2 separate regions of the Homo sapiens genome follow, and region 1 is linked to region 2. Evidence: chromatin contacts called from ENCODE Hi-C data. All regions are on one chromosome and are shown on one strand. Each heading gives the region's core, a stretch centred on a gene start or an enhancer-like site at or near the end of the contact. The rest is flanking DNA. Distances are from core to core; before and after follow the strand shown.

Evidence for each region. A loop is a pair of places that touch in the nucleus more often than their neighbours do. Pooled maps may share reads with other maps.
Region 1: a pooled map shows a loop between it and region 2 (5-fold over the local background). The contact joins two enhancer-like sites. A Hi-C loop is called at or near these places in 2 of 37 single-sample maps with no recorded cell type and 6 of 50 pooled maps.

Annotation. Positions count from the first base shown.
Region 1 is chr9:89,997,939-90,001,356 of GRCh38, forward strand. No RefSeq gene overlaps it. Among named protein-coding and RNA genes, the nearest start is that of MIR4290, 24 kb to the right of the region's middle. RefSeq lists enhancers at 1,537-1,706, 1,747-1,816, 1,827-1,876, 1,927-2,016. Within about 2 kb of position 1,918, at least 31 of the 41 ENCODE cell types and tissues checked have a DNase peak (open chromatin) inside an H3K27ac peak, as active enhancers do.
Region 2 is chr9:89,812,986-89,816,506 of GRCh38, forward strand. No RefSeq gene overlaps it. Among named protein-coding and RNA genes, the nearest start is that of LINC03062, 170 kb to the left of the region's middle. RefSeq lists enhancers at 2,967-3,076, 3,127-3,226. Within about 2 kb of position 1,585, at least 3 of the 41 ENCODE cell types and tissues checked have a DNase peak (open chromatin) inside an H3K27ac peak, as active enhancers do.

The DNA.
Region 1 (3,418 bases), core at 668-3,167, 190 kb after region 2:
TTGGGGGAGGAACCAACAGTGTATTGTGTGTAGTGTGGTGTGTGTGTGTTGTGTGGTGCATGCATATAAGTGTGGCATGTAAGTATATGTGTGCTTGGTATATGCATATGGATGGATGTATATTGTGTTTATGTATGGGACACCTGGTTTGTAATATTTGTCATTGTCTGTGGTATAAATCCTCCCATGACAGCCAATGGAAAGCTAATGCCATGTCACCAAAAACAGAGTTGGAAAGGGTGTGCAGAGCCACTACCTTAAGTACGATGACGTACATATATCACCAGACAGATAAACAGACACGCAGCCTAGAGAACACTGATAATAACACAATGTGGGGGTTATTATCTTGAATTTTAATATAATTTATTTTATTGCAAATCTATTCATTTTAATTTTTAATAATGGCTGTGTGTAACAACTGGTCCCGAAATTCACAGACATTTGGCAATCGACCCCATCAAGGGGGTACGGGTTGGCCTAGACCACCCTGGATTCCTTCTCCGGCTGCGTTCTGTGGCCAATGTACTGAGCCCTGCCGGCCTCCTTCCTCAAGAAGCTGGAAATCTGGTAGGAGCTGGAGATGGTTTCACTGGGGTCCCCAGGCTCACCACCCATGGGGCTGCAGAGGGAGTGGTGGAGATACACATGGAGGCCTCCTGGCTCTGGGAGTAGCTTCACACTCATACTCGGGGAATTGTTCTAATGGCTCAGGCTTGAGGCACCACATGCAGTTTTTTTTTTTAAAGTATGGTATTAATTTATACTTGTCTGTTGTTTATCCAATAAATGGCGTTCCAAATAGCAGGGCACTAGCCTGAACGGGAGAGGAGTGTGGATTCTGTTCTAAGCATGTTACAGCATCTGCTTTCATACTCATGCATATGCACACATGCATATATGTATATCCATGTCTACCTCAGGCGTGGGCACTTGCTGACTTATCAGGCATAGCCAAAGATAAAAGGCAACACTATGCTCCATGGAGGATGAATCTCACTTGGGTAATAAAATGACAAAGAAAACTAGAGAACTAATGGCCATAAGACTCAGCCCAGCTGTGCCCCAGGAGGGAGGAGAGATTTGGGAGTGGGGTTCTGTAGGGGGGTGGGAAGGCTCTAGAGTGGGTGCTGGGGGTTACAAGCATTTTTGCCTTATAGGACTTCATTAAACTTCATGTTTGCTTTATGCAGCTTCCTGTACTTGTGGGACATTTACTGTTAAATATATACTTTCATATATATGTGCAGATATACCTCAATATATATGTATATATATGTCTGTATGTGTGTGTTGTATGTACACACACATACACAGAGACATTACAGACATGTACTCACTCTCTTTCACCTGAGTTGGCAGAAAGTTTTGTTGCTGGGCCCTGCTGAGATAACCGGTTTGCCCAGTGGCTTGCTGGCCTTGCCAGGCTGTGCTGAGCTGTTCTGCGATGGCTGGCAGGCGCTGCCTGGGCTAGAACTGGTAGTAGAGCTCCAGGTTTTAAATGGACCTAGGGGGATCAGCCCAGGGTTCCATGCAGGTTTAGCAGGTAGGGTGTAGCAGGCCACAGCTCTGAGAAGGCTCTGACCTGGCAAATGCTCACGGACTTGAGGCCTGCCCTGCCTGACAGCGGCTCTGATTTCCTGACCTGTGCACAGGAGCTGGCTGAGGGGCAGCCCCTGCAGGCTTAGAGTTTTCTGGTGAAAAGTGTTGTGGCAAAAGGAGCTTGAGCTGGTCCCCCAGTACCTCTGGGCCATGTGGGGCCTTCCCCCTCCCGAGGAGAGGGGCATGACTGAGATGTGCCCTCTGCCCCAGGGAGGCACACACCAGGGCAGGGCTAGGAGACACTCAGCCTCAGTAGCCACTTTCCAGTCAAGGGCCTGGGGTCACAGAAACCTCAGGGCTCCTTCCTGTAAGTCGGGGTGGTTCTCAGCAGCAAGCTTTCACTTTCCATGCCTGGCTGGGACAGCTGGGTATTGAGACTGAAGAGACAGCCCACCTCTCCTTCTGCCCAGAAAGTGAAAATGCCTGAGAAGGCGCTGGGAGTGACTGGGGACAGCCAGATGAAGGTCCAGTTCTGGTGTCGGGTCCCTGAGGAGGGAGCTCTGTGGACTGGCTCCGTAGCACATGCTCCTGGGGCTTGCCTGGCACCGGTGCAGGGATCAAGGTCGGAGTCCACTGGCTGCTGGGAAGGCTGGCATTGGAGTTACACTAAGGCGCTGAGCAGCGTTAGGCACTCAAAATCTATTTTAAGCCTTGTGTAAACATGCATGAGGCGAAGTCTCCCTCTCCCTGCTGCTCCTGCAGAAAGAGCTGTCCTTTGCATTGCCAACTTCTCAGGGTTCTTGTGGAGGTTAAGCAAGTGCTGTTTTGATTTTTTTCTGGAGGTGAAGTGAATTATAGCCTTGTTGTTTTAATAAGTCACAATATTTACAAGTTCATTTCTTTGAACTGTGTGTGGGGGGTTATTTTGTCTGCAATTTTGAAGGTAAATAATTTTCTGCTGTTTCACTGTCGTTTCAGCCAGATATTTTTGTTTGGTTTGGTTTTCAAAAGGAGGAGAAGGGAACTAGCTTTTATGGAAGGTCTTTGCTCTGTCCTTACCAACGCGGGAGTTGTGCTTCCATTACCTTCTTTAATCATTTTCATAAGGATTTTTGTACAAATGATGAGGAATGACGGGTGGTTTTAAATTTGTTTTTCAGAAAGAAGTAATGCATGACTCTGATTTGCGGCTGCAGGATAAATCCGAACTATTTCAGGGAGATGTCATGGAGAGCTCATCTCTCAGCATCAAAGTTGCCTCTCCTGACTTTTGAATTTTAAGTGTTCTGTGTGGAAGAAAAATGGAGACAACAAATTTCTATGCATGGATTCAAAGAATCCTCGTAATATACAGACTACATTCTCCCCAGCTTTTTATCTCTATATATTCTTTTTGTTGAGTTTCAACCACATAGGGTTGAAATTCACCTTCCCACATTACATTTTTCATCAATAGTTGAAGACCTATGTATGTAAATATCAGGAACTATCAGAACTCCCTGCAACAGGAAACCTGACCCCCAACTCCCCCGAAATGCATCATGATAAACAGTCACTTGCCAAAATAACAAATCAGCTTCCTGGAACATGCTTGCTCAAAACCAGGAGAGGAGCTTAGAGACGTCAGCTTGACTTCTGCCTCGTACGCAGGAAGGGTGACCTTCAAAGATCAAACATCGTCCCAAATCTCCCTTCATCTTGTAGTACTCCTGCTTGTCGTAGCTCCTGTTACCATCAGGTACTGGGCCAACCATCCGTCATGTCAGAAGAGAGTTGGGGACAATCCCTGGATTATTTCACCTTTGCCCTGCTGGTATAGACAATGTGTGTTATGGCTGGGTGACTTGCTGACTTTTACTCTGAGCAACAGCTTTGT
Region 2 (3,521 bases), core at 335-2,834:
TCCTGCTGCCACTCAGACGCCCAGTGAACCCCCCAGCCCTGCCCAGGGCATTGCATCTGGGGGCATCCCGTGACCTCTCACATACCTTGTATGATGGTTAATTTCGTGTTTCAACTTGGCTGGGCCACAGGGTACCCAGATATTTAGCCAAACATTATTCTGGGCATGTGCGTAGGGTGTTTCTGGATGACACTGGCATTTGAATTGGTGGACTTAGTAAAGCAGGGGGCCTCCCCAAGGACGAGACCTCATCCAGCTCACAGAGATCCTAAAGAGAGCAAAATGGCTGAGTAAGAGGGAATATCCACCTGACTGCATGATCTGAGACGTGGATCTTCCCCTGTCTTCGGACTCAAACTGAACATCAATTTCTTGAGTCTCAAGCTTGCCAGACTTCAGTCTGGAAGTTTGAAGGGATTTCCACCTTGAAAACAGCAGATCTGGGGAAGTGTCAGCCTTCCTACTCATGTGACCCAGCTCTTCTTTCCCTGTGTTTACACACCCACTGGTTCTGTTTCTCTGGTGGACCCTAAAGAATACACTCAGTATTCTCCGCCATTGAGAGGCATGGCCCTCACGCCTCCTTCCTGCTTGGACTTGAGATCAAAAGGCAGAACTACCACCTGCGTTAATGCATCAGGATGTGATGGTGCACAAGGGCTGGTCCTCTCCTTGAACTGCCACAGCACCTGATAGCAGGCACCAGCTTTACAGGGGAGGCTGCCGCAGACTTAGTGAACAGCGTGGTACCATGTGGCAGGAACCACTGTGGGTTTAAGGGCTTGCATACATTTCACATCTCAGCAAAGATGTCCACATTCTCTGATGACACCTAAGATTAGCTTGAAGTTCTTGGAAGAAGCCTCAAATATTATCACCTAATGAAGTTTAGATGTATTTTAGATGGAGAGTTGAGAGTCCTTTTACCCCTTACCTGATTTGAGTCCTGGATGATCTCAGCAACATTGTTTCCTGGGGGCCTGAAAAAAAAAAAGGGAAAGATTGAGGTGGACTAAATTTTTATATTTAAGAGGCGCTCATGCATAGTGTGAGTGTGAAACAAAAAAGCCTGTCTAAATAAGCAAATAAAACAGTGGAAATCCATTTTTTAAACCTGAATGCTGGGGCCTGGGCGTAGTGGACATAGCAGCATTAACATTTGGAAAGAATGCTTGAAAACCCTTTCAAAAGAAGCCACGTAAGAGGTGTGTGCATGCACACACACACAGCCTGTTGATGCAATTTATGTGTCCACATTTAATTTCTAAAAAACCTTCCAAATTTGCAAGCACACAATGCTGTAAGTCCTAGAGCTTCTAGGGAGCTCCCCTTGCAAATCCGATGCTGAGGATCAGGCTTTTTTTTTTTTTTTTTTTTTTTTTTTTTCAGAGTGCTTTTAGAACACCGTGTAGGACAGGATGTAGAAATGGGAAACTCACTGGTGTTCTGGCGATACCACAGCCAGACTAAACTGAGCAGAGAATCACCTGCTTGCAATGTAGAATTTCAGAGGGAAGGCAGAGAACAGGCTGGTCTCAGCCTGATGGGGTGATGGGGAATGGAGTACTGTGCACTCCAGTCCCCGCCTGCAGCCTGGTGCCAGCCAGCTAGGGGCAGAAGACAGCCCTGCACTCAGCTCATCCTCTCTGCTCCCAGCTGGGCTCTTAGTTCACACTGGCTGATCAAGAGCTAATATGTCTCCTTTCCCTGAAATATAATGAGGGAAATGTGACTTTGGCTTTGATTCTTCCCTTCCATCTACTTCCTCTAACCAACAACAAAGCTCCCATTTCACTAATGGTTCCTGATGTGATCCGAGCCCCACTAAATAGTTTATGAGAAATGGCTATTTTTATGTGAGCAGAAAAGAGCAGTTCCTGGAAAGCTGGGGCAGCCCTTCATGTCTGGGCTGATGAGATCATCAGTCTCAGGAAGCCGCTGCTCTGCCGGGGCCATTATTCACTATGAGTGCTCCTGTGTCCACGGAAGCCATCCATCCGGCCACCAGGAGACATGGCCTGGGAGCACTGCGTTGGAGAGAGGCTGACTTACCTAAAGTCCGCTTTCCCTGCTTTCCTTGTTGTGACATTTAAGAACAACGTCCTGAACGTGAGAGAATGGAGAAAGGAGACTTTAATGGGGGGTTACAACTGGTTCTAACTGGGGTCCCTGGATCAGGAATATCAGCATTGTTAGAAATGCACATTCTCAGGCCCCATGGGCAGCACCGTGTGGCTGCTAAGGGCAGGGTCTCTAAGCTGTACTGCCTCTGGGCTTGCAGCCTGGCCCTGTCCCTCATTAGCCAGAGGATCCTACTGTGCCTGTCTCCCTGCTGGCAGAACGGGCATCAAATCTCATCCCTCTGTCCAGTGTTGCTGCAAGGATTACACAGGCATCTATGTAAAGCCACTGCAGCAGGTACTGTGTATTAAGTGCTCAATAAAATGGTCAGCTGTCTTGTGATGTCAGAATGCCAACAGGGTAAGTGGCAGGGCCTGTTTCTTCTCAGGGAGGTCACAGTCTTGGGCACCTTCGTGTCCATGGAGATCCCAGGCCTGTGTGAGCTGCAGGTTCTGCCCTCAGAGAGGTGGCTCTAGAAAACAAGCCAAGCTGAGCTCGTAAATCTCCTCCCTAGAGGGGCACCTGCCACATTAGGAGGCGCTCTATTTATGCGTTCATATGAGAGTGCTAAAAGCTGCTCTCACTCCTCATCCATCCCAGTGGTACAGGCCGAACAGTGCCCTCTCAGAAAGGATCTGCTGAAGTCCTAACCTCCAGCACCTCAGGATGTGACCCTATTTGGACATAGGGTCTTAGCAGAGGTAACTGAGTTAAAACAAGACTGTTAGAGTGGGCTGTAAGCCAATCTGGCTGGACTGCCTGTAAGAAGGGGAGATTTGGTCATAGACAGGTACAGAGGGGCATTGGGAGGAGATGGCCGTCTCCAAGCTAGGAAGCCACTCCCCACCACACACCAGATCTGCTGGTACCCACCCTGGCCCCCCGGCCTCCTGCACTGTGAGAAGTGACTGCCTGCCGTCGAAGCCACCCAGTCCCTGGTGATGAGTCTGGCAGCCGAGCTGAGCGACACAGCTGGAAATTCCCCGGCCTTTCTTTCCTCTCACTTCTCTGTTCTGTTGCCAGTGACATCTGCTCTGATGATCTATGGCCATGTGACAAACCACCCCAAACTTTAGTGGCTTAAAACAATATTAATCAGTTATTTTGCCCAGGAATCTGCAGCTTGGGCAGGACTCAGCCTGAACAGCTCTCCCTGCTAGCCCCTTGCCTGCTGTGTCCACTAGACGGGATGGGCAGATCCACTTCCAGGATGGTGCGAGCAAGCTGCTGCTCTCTGTGGTGGGATTGGTGGGAGCTGTGGCTTCCCCTCAGCATGAAACTGGGCTCCAAGAGCACATCTAGGAGACAGGATGTGGAAGCTGTTCTTTCCTAAAGTCTGGACCTGCTCAGAAATTGGCATGGTGCCCCGCCCTCACCATGTTCTATTTGTAGACAAGTCA